Linked DNA regions of Homo sapiens: regions 1 and 2 are each linked to region 3. Evidence: chromatin contacts called from ENCODE Hi-C or POLR2A ChIA-PET data. All regions are on one chromosome and are shown on one strand. The core of a region is the stretch at or near the end of the contact, and the rest is flanking DNA. Distances in the headings are between cores, read along the strand shown.

What was found. A loop is a pair of places that touch in the nucleus more often than their neighbours do. ChIA-PET counts read pairs that join two places held with the same protein, here RNA polymerase II (POLR2A). Pooled maps may share reads with other maps.
Region 1: a loop to region 3 is called in a pooled map, with 13 times the contacts of the local background. The contact joins the enhancer-like site here to the promoter of C2orf74-DT in region 3. A Hi-C loop is called at or near these places in 1 of 37 single-sample maps with no recorded cell type and 13 of 50 pooled maps. POLR2A ChIA-PET finds 5 or more read pairs at or near these places in 1 of 52 experiments (activated CD4-positive, alpha-beta T cell).
Region 2: a pooled map shows a loop between it and region 3 (2.8-fold over the local background). The contact joins the enhancer-like site here to the promoter of C2orf74-DT in region 3. A Hi-C loop is called at or near these places in 6 of 168 maps with a recorded cell type or tissue (CD4-positive, alpha-beta T cell, dorsolateral prefrontal cortex, naive thymus-derived CD4-positive, alpha-beta T cell and 2 more) and 21 of 50 pooled maps. POLR2A ChIA-PET finds 5 or more read pairs at or near these places in 8 of 52 experiments (A549, CD4-positive, alpha-beta T cell, OCI-LY7 and 4 more).

What each region holds. Positions count from the first base shown.
Region 1 is chr2:61,692,265-61,696,641 of GRCh38, reverse strand. No RefSeq gene overlaps it. Among named protein-coding and RNA genes, the nearest start is that of XPO1, 160 kb to the right of the region's middle. RefSeq lists enhancers at 163-778, 2,051-2,180 and a silencer at 1,751-1,910. Within about 2 kb of position 1,906, at least 29 of the 41 ENCODE cell types and tissues checked have a DNase peak (open chromatin) inside an H3K27ac peak, as active enhancers do.
Region 2 is chr2:61,774,263-61,779,191 of GRCh38, reverse strand. No RefSeq gene overlaps it. Among named protein-coding and RNA genes, the nearest start is that of FAM161A, 77 kb to the left of the region's middle. Within about 2 kb of position 3,116, at least 3 of the 41 ENCODE cell types and tissues checked have a DNase peak (open chromatin) inside an H3K27ac peak, as active enhancers do; they include OCI-LY7, where a contact is called at or near this core.
Region 3 is chr2:61,142,407-61,146,702 of GRCh38, reverse strand. It overlaps C2orf74-DT (C2orf74 divergent transcript), which reads left to right and starts at 1,728. Exons shown (of 2, transcript NR_036496.1): 1 at 1,728-1,930; 2 at 2,758-4,296. It also overlaps a transcript of C2orf74 not described here. RefSeq lists enhancers at 1,550-1,899, 1,594-2,515.

The DNA.
Region 1 (4,377 bases), core at 657-3,156, 550 kb before region 3:
AAGAAACACAGAGAAAGAAAGAAAAAGGGAATTCTGTACCTCCTCGTTTCTTTTCTGTGTTGTCAATCAGCATTCTGTAGTCACTTAGTATCTACTTCATGGGCTGTCTTTTCTTTTCTTTTCTTTTCTTTTTTTTTTTGAGATGGAGTCTCGCTCTGTCACCCAGGCTGGAGTGCAGTGAAGCGATCTCGGCTCACTGCAAGCTCCGCCTCCCGGGTTCACGCCATTCTCCTGCCTCAGCCTCCCGAGTAGCTGGGACTACAGGCATGCGCCACCATGCCAAGCTAATTTTTGTATTTTTAGTAGAGACGGGGTTTCACCGTATTGGCCAGGATGGTCTCAATCTCCTGACCTCGCGATCCACCTGCTTCTGCCTCCCAAAGTACTGTGATTACAGACGTGAGCCACCGCGCCCGGCCAAGGGCTTTCTTTTCTTACACTCCTGTTGATGCTTCAAATGCCCCCTCAGATGGGCCTCACTCCGGGTTGAAACTGTTTGTTTGCTTGCTTGTATTTTTGTTTGTTTGAGACAGTCTCGCTTTTTTGCCCAGGCTGGAGTGCAATGGCTCGATCTTGGCTCACTGCAACCTCCGCCTCCTGGGTTCAAGCAATTCTCCCGCCTCAGCCTCCCCAGTAGCTGGGACTACAGGCACGCGCCACCACGCTCGGCTAATTTTTGTATTTTTAGTAGAGACGAGGTTTCACCATGTTGGCCAGCCTGGTCTTGAACTTCTGACCTCAAGTGATCTGCCCGCCTCGGCCTCCCGAAGTGCTGGGATTACAGACGCGAGCCACCGCGCCCGGCCAAAACTTTTTCTTAGGCTCCCATTCCCCATATCTCATGAAATTAGTCACCCCCTCACCTATTCTACCTTTGTGTCTACCATATGTTTTTGTTATTAAATGTATAATGCTGGAGTATAGTTACTTTTCTGTGTCATATATGTCTTTGTTTTCCCACCGTGTAGCACAGAAGTTGGCTGGTTAAACCGAATACATAAAAAGCAATTATATAGTTTTCTTTCTTTCCTCGAAAGGCTTACTCTCTTTAGTCCTTTAGACTAGCATTGGGGTAGGTGACACAATCAAGACTTAAGCTAAAGTGAAGGAATTCAGTGAAGAGGGTGTCACAAAACTAGAGAAATGGAATAGCCTCTCTGAAAAAAGAATCCTGTGCAGGGAGCCGCTGAGAGAGGACCCATGTCACATATGAGCAATTGGGAGGGAGGGAGAACCTTGTCTTCGCTTCCCAGGGTGTGCCATGTCCTGCTGCTCACAGGTTAGCCTGGCCGTACGTATTTCTCAGGGTCCAGTTTTCTACTTAAAGGAAAAAACAAAATACAAAAAAAAAAAAAAAAAAGGCAACTAACCCGTTAAGCTGGAAGAATATTTTTAGATAGCTGGGGCCTGGGAATACTTCTGTTACTTAACATGACCCCAGCCAGTGTGCATTTCATCCTGGATTGCCTCAGGGGTGGGAATCTTGGCTTAGGGTGGCACTGCGGAGGGGCAGCCCTGAAGACCCCCTACCCACACAGCGCAGACCCCCTGACTGCGCCCCCGCGTGGCAGCCAGCCTGAGGGCGGGGGGGCGAAACCAGGGTTTGCCCCGCCCCTTTCTCCCCTCCAAGTCGGCAGCGGCACTGGAAAGTGAAAATGAGAGTAGAAACCACCTGAGCACCCTCGCTCAGGCTGGCGACCCACACTGGTCATGTAGGCTGTGGGAGAGGAAGGGGAGCGCAGGTGGCTTGCAGGCAGGTGACCCTGTCAAGGGAAACCGGGAGGGGCTTCCTCTGGCCGCGGCCCCGCCCCACCCCGCCTCCCTTGGGCCCCGCCCCCACGAGTCTCCTCCCCCCACGAGGCCCCTCCCGGTTCCTACACCTCGGCCCCGCCCTGCGCTTTCGCCTCCGAGGCCACGCCCCCTAGGACCTGGCCAAGCCCCGCACTGAGGCTCCACAAGGCTTCGGCCTGTACGGCCACTTCCTCTTCCTCCTGCCTCTCCTCCTTTTTGGGGGACAGGGCCGCGCCGTGCCGCTGGCCCACAGACCTCGTGGATGCCGCATAGAATGGCCTGAAGCAAACACGGGGTTTTTCCCATAAGGGCCCCATCCAGGTCCGGGGGTTGGGTCACCTCTCCTGTACGTCTCTGCTGTGAGACCTTTTGCGGGGCGCGGACCCTGAAGATCCCTTTGGGTTTCTTCCTCCTTGCTCACCGGCCGGACCCAAGTGATGAGAAGGGGAGTAGGGAGATAAATTGTGGAAAGAAAAGAATGCTGCTGAATTACGGAGTGCCTAACTGAAGAAAAATCAGGGAGCAAGGACATGAGGGGGCAGTAAAATTTTTGAGGAAGATTCGTTGTCAGAAAATAGAAATGGCTAGAATCACCATCAAAGTGTCAGTCATTTCAAACTGCCTTTTAATTACAGTCCCCAGGATGCCTGGTAATTACAGTAGACATCTGACCTAATACTCGCAGACAAAGTTCAGATGGAAATATTTAGAGAAATGCAGGCACAAAGCAGGAAATTGGGGTATTGGTGTTTTCAGAGTTCTCTTTGGGTATCTCTTTGGGTATTGGGGGGGAAAAGCTCCAATGAAATATATCAGACATGATTTAAAAAATGACATGAAGCCACTGTCTGGTTTTCCTCAGGCCCGACATTGGGCAGCATTCACAGCAAGTATTCATTGGCTGGTGGAAGCCCTTGTGATCAAAATGAAGTCAGATGATTTAGCACATACAGTTGTTTGCCTGTGTTCTCCAAAACTGAAGAGCATTGCATTCACATTTCTTGTAGGGAGTGTAAAGGAAACAAACCACTCACCTGCTGCAAGTGCTTAGCATTGTGCTAGAATAATTACAGAAGCTATCTCAGGCTGGGCATGGTGGTGCACGCCTGTAATCCCAGCTACTTGGGAGGCTGAGACGGGAGGATCGCTTGAGCCCAGGAGAGATCACAACACTGCACTCCAGCCTGGGTGACAGGGTGAGACTGTCCAAAAAAAGGAAAAGAATAATTCAGCAGTAGTTGGTTACAGAGTGAAAAGTACTCCCACTTGATTTTTATTTTATTATCCTGGACTCGATTTTATTATCAAGTGGGATTTTTACCAGGGCTTTCAGAAGTTAAGGTAATTTGCCCAAGGTCACATGATTAGTAAATTATCAGTTTAGGATTGAACTCAGGTCACCTGTCTCCCCCAAATCATACAGAATGCAGGTGTGTACATTTATCTAAGTGTATCAAACTGTACAGGTAAATGGGTACATTTAATGTAAATCATAACCCAGTAAAGCTGATTTTTTAAAATCATGCAGAATGAGTGATGTTATAAAACTCGTCAAAGAAACCACATTATGATTTCATACATGAAAGTTTATATATAAAGGCTGGGCGTGGTGGCTCATGCCCGTAATCCCAGCACTTTGGGAAGTCAAGGCAGGTGGATCACCTGAGTTCAGGAGTTCGAGACCAGCCTGGCCAACATGGTGAAACCCCATCTCTACAAAAAATACAAAAATTAGCTGGGCGTGGTGGCACATGCCTGTAGTTCTACTTACTTGGGAGGCTGAGGCATAAGAATCGCTTGAACCCGGGTGGTAGAGTTTGCAGTGAGCTGAGATCGTACCACTGCACTCTACCTTGGCAATAGAGCAAGACTCTGCCTCAAAAAGTTTATGTATAAAGATATGCCTTTATTTATAATTAACATACATATTGAAAGGTTGGTGACACCACTGTCAAGCATTGTTCATTCAAGTGACCTTTCCAAACTTCAGTACAGATGTATATAAATATCAAGCAGGAAGCTACCATGGGTTAGGGTCATGAAAGTCTGTCTTGGAACAAGCATACACAGAATTGGAAACAACATTGGAAGTATGTGATACCACACCTATCTAACAAAAATATCTTCAAAGTGCAGGGCACTGAACGGATCAGACACTTTTGCTATTGGGTATGCACAAAAGTCACCTTTGTATGTATAATATACTATGTGTGGTACTAAGGATTGTATAATATACTATGTGTGGTACTAAGGATAGTGATTACCAGCTGCGCAGCAGAACTTACAAGTTTTTATTTTCAATTATACCAAGGCTGTGTTTGACTGTTTAAAGACAGTATACTGACAACTGTTTCATTTTATAATGTTCCATTTTGAAGTTTTACCAGTTTCAGAAACATCTTGAATTTAAGGCTTTAATGAAATTTTGTGAATCAAAAATTCATAAAATTGGTATTCTGAACAATCATGATTGTCCATACATATGTAGAAACAGGATACAGCATAACTCAGTTTTTCTCACAAGTGGCAAACTGGCTTTCATAGAATGGTTAAACTGATGATAGTTGCCACCCTGGCCCGATACAC
Region 2 (4,929 bases), core at 1,867-4,366, 630 kb before region 3:
TCAGCACTTTATAAATTCTCTGCCTCTCCTGGTCTTCATGATTTTTTATTAAAAAAATCCATCTTCATTTTTCCCCTATGTAATGCATTTTTTCCCCTCTAGATTCCTGGAAAAAATCTCCTTCAAGAGTTTTTTTGGCTGGGTGCAGTAGCTCACACCTGTAATTCCAGCACTTTAGGAGACTGAGGTGGGAGGATTACTTGAGGTCAGGAGTTGGAGACCAGCCTGTGCAGAATAGTGAGACCCTCCCTCTACAAAAAAAAAAAAAAAAAAAGTACAAAATCATGCAGGCATGATGGCATCCACCTGTAGTCCTAGCTGCTCAAGAGGCTTTGGCTGGAAGATCTCTTCAGACCAGGAGGTTGAGGCTATGAGCCTGGGCAACAGAGTGAGACCTTGTCTCTTAAAAAAAATTTTTTTTCATGTGTGTTTATTTATCCAGCAGTTTGATTATGACGTGTCTGAGGATGGATTTCTTTGGGTTTATCCTTTTGGGATTTGTTGGGATTCTTGAATCTGTATGTTTGTCTTTCAACAAATTTGAGAAGTTTTCAAGCATTATTTCTTCAAACGCCTTTTTCTTTTTTCTTTTTTTTTGAGACGGAGTCTCACTGTCGCCTAGGCTGGAGAGCAGTGGCATTGTAACCGATCTCAATCCGTGGTGGACTGAACAAAGGCAGGCGAACGTGGGAATAAAGACGAAGACAAAAGATTATATTTGGAAGAAGGGGTCAGAGGGCACCTTGCCTGTAGTGGACAAGGGTCCTGAACAGCCCTCCGTATTTATTTGGCAAAAGAGATAGAGACAAGTGGGGGTGTGGAAGAAGAGGTCAGCTGCTCGGTCTAGAGTAGGCTTGCAAGACCACATTCCTTGAACAGTAGGCTCTAGTTGTCCCAGTAGATAACTTCAAGGAGCCCGGTGCCAGGGAGTGATTGCCCTCAGCAAACCTCCTGGCAGCAGGCACAGTCGTGAGTTTGCTCACATCCTGCATTCATGATAAACAGTTTGCTGTTTGATCATATAGCCTCCAGTGGTCACGATCTCTTTGTCCTTTTCAGCTCCCAACAGGCATGATCGTGGCTCACTGTAAACTCTGCTTCCCAGGTTCAAGTGATTCTCCTGCCTCAGCCTCCCAAGTAGCTGGTATCACAGACACGTGTCATCACACCTAGCTAATTTTTGTGTTTTTAGTAGAGATGGGGTTTCACCATGTTGGCCAGGCTGGTCTCAAACTCCTGACCTCAGGTGATCCTTCCACCTCGGCCTCCCAAAGTGCTGGGATTACAGGCGTAAGCCACCGTGCCTGGCCAAAAACCTTTTTCTACATCACAGTCTTTCTCCTCTCTGGGACTCTAATAATTTACGTGAGGCATTTTAGTACTATCCTACAGATCCCCAAGGCTCTGTTCTTCCTATTTTTTAAGTAATTTTTTCTCTCAGTTGTTCAGATCAGTAATTCTATTATGTACCTTCTAGGTCACTGACTCTTTCCTCTGCCATCTCCATTCTGTTCTGAGCCCATCCAGTGGGTTTTAAATTTTGGCTATTGTATTTTTCAGTTCTCAAATGGAAAAACTGAATACAATAGAAATAGGAAATCATGGCCAGGTGTGGTGGCTCACGCCTGTAATCCCAGCACTTTGGGAGGCTGAAGTGGGCAGCCTCACCTGAGGTCTGGAGTTTGAGACTAACCTGACAAACATGGTGAAACCCCATCTCTACTAAAAATACAAAAATTAGCTGGGCTTGGTGGCAGGTGCCTGTAATCCCAACTACTTAGGAGGCTGAGGCAGGAGTATTGCTTGAATCCAGGAGGCGGAGGTTGCAGTGAGCTGAGACTGCCCCATTGCACTCCAGCCTGGGCAACAAGAGTAAAACTCTGTCCTAAAAAAAAAAAAAAAAAAAAAAAAAAAGGGAAATCTTTGCCAAGACTTTCTTTTTTTTATGTTTTCATTTATTTCAAGGATGTTTTGGAATATTTTTATAACACCTACTTTAATGTCTTTGTCAGATAATGCCAACATCTGTGTCATCTTAGTGTTAGTGTCTATCAATTATCTTTTCCCAGTTTAGATTTTTCTGGTTTCTCAAATGCTGAGTAATTTTAGATTGTATCCTGGATATTTTGAATATTATGCTACGAGACTAGAGGTTTTGTTTAAATCCTGGAGTGAATGTTGACATTTTTGTGTTAGCCATAATCAGTCAGGTTGGGATTAGACTGTAAACTCCAATTAGACTTCTCTAGGTTGTAATTTTAATATCAGTTCTGTTTTTAAAGGCTTTGCAGTGTTATTTGGATCAGTCCTGAATGTTCTTGACCCAGTGGTCAGTCAAGGTCTGAGGCAGGAACTGTGTAGTTCAGTTCTCACAGCCTGTGGTACAGTGTTGAGGATCAGATCCACACATGTACAGCTTGGGAGTTACCTCAGAAATCATAAACTTTTGCTCCTTCCTCTACTCAATTTCCTAGTTTTATCCCAATTCCTTGGGGCTCCCTTTTATAGTTCTCTGATCAGAAAACTTGGGTTTTGTTTTTCATTTTATTTTTGAGACAGAGTCTCTCTCTGTTGCCCAGGCTGAGGTGTGCAATCTCAGCTCACTGCAGCCTTGACCTCCGGGCTCCAGAGATCCTCTCACCTCAGCCTCCTGAGTAGCTGGGACTACAGGCACGCACCACCACACCCAACGGATTTTTGTATTTTTTGTAGAGACAGTGTCTCACTGTGTTGCCCAGGCTGGTCTCGAACTCATGGGCTCAAGTGATCCTCCCACCTCGGCCTCCCAAAGTGCTGGGATTATAGGAATGAGCTGCTGTGCCCAGCCAAGTACATACGCTACTTTTCTGTTCACTTTCCGTAACTACGCTTATGTCTGGAGCGAGGCAGTGGGAGGACAGAGATGAAAAAAGAAAGCAGTGGGGGTTTGCCATTTACCCTACTCTGATTTTTGGGAACACAGCACCTCTGATCAGAGAGGAAAGTTCTCTTTTCTCAAAGTTTTAGGCACCTGCCTGCTCCTCTTACCATTAATGTCATTTTCACTTCTGCTTTTATAGGATTACTTGAGGTTTGGGTGCTAGAGAATGGAGAAAAGAAAAACAAAACAAAACAAAAAACAAAGCACATGAGATTTCCCCCACTTTGTCTGTATATTAGGAAACTCTTTTTCCACCCCTCAAGCCAGATCTAGAAGCCTTCTCCTGGAGCTCTTTCTGTCCACACTGATTTGGACTTCAGGCTTTTGGGCTGCACAAGTCCAGACTAGGGATATCAGAGGGGAAAAAATGGTAAGCTCTCTGCATGTTCAGTGGTACTTCATATTCATGCCTTCTTCTCCAACCTTTCTGTTTCGATTTACTTTTCAGTCCTCAAGTTTGGGAGCCATGCATTCTTTCCAGGTTAATAGCTACATTCAGTAGGAGAGATAGGTTGGGATTTGCTCACTCCATCTTACTTGGAACTAGAAACTTCCTAAAGCAGTGATGTTACAAGAAGATAATTTGAATTACAGTTTTCTAGTTTTACAATATTTTAAAGCTGATTGAATATAAATAATTTAAAAATATATTTCCAGGCCCAAATATTAACATTATAATTTAAACTACTGGATCCATCATTGACCCTTTTAATAATTGGAAGGTTTAAGACTCCCACACTCAATATATTAGAAAAATAATACATTCATGTTCATTCTCCCATTTTTTGTGTTTCTCTTTCAATATAGCACATTTACTACTAATGCTCATTTATCCCATCAAAAATGTCACATAAAAACTGGAATAATTCAGAAATTTGGAGTGGGATTCATTTACGATTTATAAGTTACCTGGTAGAGTTTGACTTATAAGAAAGCACATTGTGAGGGCCGGGTGTGGTGGCTCACGCCTGTAATCCCAGCAATTTGGGAGGCCAAGGCGGGCGGATCACCTGAGGTTGGGAGTTCGAGACCAGCCTGACCAACATGGAGAAACCCTGTCTCTACTAAAAATACAAAATTAGCCGGGCATGGTGGCACACGCCTGTAATTCCAACTACCCGGGAGGCTGAGGCTGGAGAATTGCTTGAACTTGGGAGGCAGAGGTTGCAGTGAGCCAAGATCACACCATTGCACTCCAGCCTGGGTGATAAGAGTGAAACTCTGTCTCAAACAACAACAACAACAGCAAACAGTACATGGTGAGGCTAGGTGCAGTAGCTCATGTCTGTAATCCTATCCCTTTGGGAGGCTGAGGCAGGCAGATTGCTTGAGCTCGGGAGTTCGAGACCAGCTGGATAACATGGTGAAACCCTGTCTCTACAAAAAAAAAAGAAAATTAACTGGGCATGGTGGTGTGCACTTGTAGTCCCAGCTACTTAGGAGACTGAGGCAGGAGGATCACTTGAGCCTGGGAGGTCGAGGCTGCAGTGAGCCATGATGGTGCCACTGCACTCCAGCCAGGGTGACAGACTGAAACCCTGTCTAAAAAAAATTTTTTTAAATAAAGTACATAATGAAACATATATAAGGTTTAGTGTTAGCTAGGATTTGGCTCAGCTTTGAATGATGAAAAAAGAAAAACCCAGAATAACTGTAGCTTACATCATATATGTCTATTTTTCTCTTACATAAAGTAGGAAGTAAGTGCCCCAAGTTGGATATGGTGCTTCATTGTGTCAGAAACCCAGGTTCCTTCTTTCTGATGTTCTGCCATGAGTGACCTTGATTTCTTCCTATTTCTCTCATGATCTAAAATGGTTGTAACATAGCTCCAGCCATCTCAGGAAGAAGGAAGGGTAAAGGAGAAAGCACACAGTTCTTCTGTGTGCTTTTAAGGACACGTCCTGAAAGCTGTACATAATATTTCTGCTTATATCTTTTTGGCCAGAACATACTCACAAGGCTACACCTTGCCACAAGAAAGACTTGGAGATGTATTTATATTCTGG
Region 3 (4,296 bases), core at 479-2,978:
GCCACCACGCCAGTCTAATTTTTGTATTTTTAGTAGAGACGGGGTTTCACCACATTGGCCACGACGGTCTCCATCTCCTGACCTCGTGATCTGCCCGTCTCGGCCTCCCAAAATGCTGGGATTACAAGCATGAGCCACCGCACCTGGCCCCTTTTTTAATATTATATGTTTCTAGCTTTTTTAAAAAAAGTTATTGTAGTGTTATTTTTGTTTTTAATGAACAGCATTCAGATAATTCAATATATTATAATGAGGAATACATTGAGAAGTCTCTCACCCTATCTCAGTCCTACCCTCCATCTCATAAGAAACCATGACTATTAGTTTCTTGAGTATATTGCCAGAATTTATGTGGAAATAAGGATCATATGACTCTCATTTATCCTTTTCTACACAAAAAGCATAATTTATACACTGTTTGGCACCTGGGCTTTTTTCGCTTAGTAAGATATGCTAGAGATGGTTCCACATTAGTATGTTGGGAACTGATTCCTCACTCTTTTTCATAGCTGCATAATGTTCCATTGTGTGTATGTACTGTAGTTTATAATATCAGTCTTCTGATGGATACTCACGTAGTTTACAACCTTTTGCTATTACAATCAATAATCTCATACACATATTACTTTACATGTATGCAAGTGTATTTGGAGGCAAAATTCCCCAAAGTGGGATTGTTGGATCAAAATGCAAATATTATTCAGTGTGGTTTTGATAACCACTAAGGATTGCTGCATTCTGCTCCTACTAGCACTGTAACACTGCACCTGTTTTCCTGACACCCTCCTATATTGAGTATATTACCAAACGTTTCAATGTTCACCAATCATGATGATTTGCATTTTTATTAAAACTGAAGCTGGCCTGTAATCCTAGCACTTGGTGAAACTGAGGTGGGAGGATTGCTTGGGCTTGGGAAGTGGAGGCTGTAGTGAGCTGTGATCGTGCCACCTGTCTCAGAAAAAATAAAATACAAAACAGGCCGGGCGCGGTGGCTCACGCCTGTAATCCCAGCACTTTGGGAGTCTGAGGCAGGCCGATAACCTGAGGTCAGGAGTTCGAGACCAGCCTGGCCAACATGGTGAACCCCATCTCTACTAAAAATATAAAAATTAGCCTGGCGTGGTGGCACCTGCCTGTAATTCCAGCTACTCGGGAGGCTGAGGTGGGAGAATCACTTGAACCCGGGCAGCGGAGGGTGCAGTGAGCCGAGATTGCATTACTGCACTCCAGCTTGGGCAACACAGGACTCCATCTCAAAAAAATAAATAAATAAATAAAAAACACAAAAACATGCAGCTAAGCATCTTTTCATATATTTAAAGTCTATTTTTAACTACTATTTTTCTGTGAACTTGGTACCCCAGTACTTCGCCCATTTGTCTAATGCACTGCTGCCTGTTAATTCTTAGATATTTTAAATGAATATTTAATATATTTATATTTGGAAAAACTTATCCAAGGACAAAAGATGACGCTAAAACTCCTGTTATAAAACGAACATACCAGCCTTTCCCCCACGAGTCTGGAATCCGGCCAGAGCAGGATTTTAAGACTCTCGGACGACGTCAACATGTCCTCGGATCTGACTGCGCAGGCTCCAAATAGCTCGCCCGAACCCTAACATCTGTGTGCGCATGCTCGCTTGATTCCTAGCGGAAAGTTTGTGTGCGCATGCTCCAAGGAGCCGCGCCCCATCGGCTTCCCTAACGGAAAATCCGCTGCGCATGCTCATAAACCTGCTCTCCTAGGAGACCTGAAGGCTGCTTCCGCTAACCCGGGCTGGCGCTGCTAACCTCACCCAACGATCCCTGCTGTCGGAAAATGTCCAGAGGCACCATCCCTGCTATGAAGAGGGAATGCCAGTACAACAGCCACAAGGGGTCTTCCTGTGGCCCTCAAACAAAAAATCACTGCATTACATCAGCAGGTATTCAGCACCTGGCCCCCTCCAAACGGTGTCTAAAGCGAGTTTTAAAAATTAATGCTAGGGGCGGGACGGCGGGGGCGGAAAAAAATAAAAAATTAAATTACTTAAATTTTTTTCTCTTTTTTTAAAGAGTCGGATTCTCGCCCTGTTCCCCAGGCTGCAGTGCAGTGGCGCGATCTCGGCTCACTGCACCTCCGCCTCCCGGACTCCAGCAATTCTCCTGCCTCAGCCTCCTGAGTAGCTGGGATTACAGGCGCGCGCCACCACACCCGGCTAATTTTTTGTATTTTAGTAGAAACGGAGTTTCACCGTGTTGCCCAGGCTGGTCTCAAACTCCTGAGCTCAGGCAGTCCACCCGCCTCGGCCTCCCAAAGTGCTAGAATTACAGGCGTGAGCCACCTCACCCGGCCAAATTACATTAATATTTTATATTGAGGAGGAAGTTGGTTACAAAGGACTTTCAAAAGTGTCGGGGTTAATAATCTGCATATTTTAAAATATTCCAGGCCGGACGCGGTGGTTCATGCCTGTAATCCCAGCACTGTGGGAGGCCGAGACGGGCGGATCACGAGGTCAGCAGATCGAGACCATCCTGGCTAACACGGTGAAACCCCATCTCTCCTAAAAATACAAAAAAATTAGCTGGGCGTGGTGGCGGGCGCCTGTAGTCTCAGCTACTCGAGAGGCTGAGGCAGGAGAACGGCGTGAACCCGGGAGGCGGAGCTTGCAGTGAGCCAAGATCGCGCTACTGCACTTCAGCCTGGGCGACAGAGCGAGACTCCGTCTCTCTCTCTCTCACGCTCTCTCTCTATATATATATTCCATAGACTGCATTGGAGAGAAAGGCGCCGGGACAGAAAAGCCTGAGATAAACCACCTGTCATTCTTGGAGAAAAGGATGCTGCGGCTTTCCCGATTTGGTTGATGAGATGGAAAATCAACCCTTACAGGAAGGACATCACCAATTCCGGAAAGGATGCTGCGCCAGTCATGTTTCCGCACTCTGTGAGACGTTGAAATCTCCAGAAGTTGCCCAAGGTTTTCAAGCTGAACACAGGAGAAATGACTCTGGATCTCTGAGGACTGTTTTCCTCAATAAGGAGCTGCAATCTTGGCTCCACCACCCTCCCTCCAAAACATCTCGTGTGTCTGGTATCTGGTTATATTGTGGCCTGACAGAGAAGTTTCTTTCGGGGCCAGTGAATTAAAAAAAAAAAAAAAAAGAAAAGCGGGTCCTACCAACTCATTAATACTTTAATACTTTAAATTTCCCTCTTTATAGTAGGTTGAAATGTCAGTATCTCTTAAGAACAATGGCTGAACCAAATGTTTCCTCAAAACTCACATTTTTTCCCACCATTTCAGAAGCTGCCTCAGGACTAAGCTTTGATTTTTTTTTTTTTTTTTAATCTGGCCCAAATTCCTATCTAAGGGGCCTGGGGAGTCATGCCCAACAAACCATAAATTCTCATCAGATGAGTTTTATTTAACCCTATATATGGTGACTTGCTTTCCAGTCTGACTCTGGCATGACATGTGACAAAGAAGAAAGTCAAAATATTTTACCCCAAAACATGTTTCTTTGCCATATTTTGAAATGGTCCTGCAAAGCTGTGCTTTGTGGGGGAAAATATGCATCTGTAAAGAATCTCTATTAACACAGCTAGATCTTTTTCTTCCAGGCCCTCCCAATCCTGAAGAGACTGAGAGTCTAGCATTGTTTTAAAGGTCTGAATAGGAAACATTTGTCATCTATCATCTCTAAGGGTAGCCATTATAAGACTTCAAAAGAACCTTTTGAAGTATTATAATCTTTTATCTTAACCTGAACATGTGCTTCCTATTGATCCCAGGTCTTCAGACAATTGTGAACTCAACCATTTGTCAATTAGAAAATGTTTAAATTGGCTGGGCACAGTGTCTCATGCCTCTAATCCCAGCACTTTGGAAGACCAAGGCGGGCAGATTGCCTGACCTCAGGAGTTCGAGACCAGCCTGGGCAACATGGTGAAACCCCGTCTCTACTAAAATACAAAAATTTAGCCGGGCGTAGTGGCATGCACCTGTAGTCCCAGCTACTTGGGAAGCTGAGGAAGGAGAATTGCTTGAACCCGGCGGGCAGAGGTTGCAGTAAGCAGAGATCGTGCCACTGCACTCCAGCTTGGGCAACAAAGTGAGACTCCATCACAGAAAAAAAAAAGAAAATGTTTACCTTTACCTATAGCCTGGAAATCCCTGCTTTGAGTTGCTCCATCTTTCTGAACCAAACCAATGTTATTTCTTAAACGTATTTCATTGATGTCTCATGCCTCCCTAAAATGTATAAAACCAAGCTGTGCCCCGAACACCTTGGGCACATGTTCTCA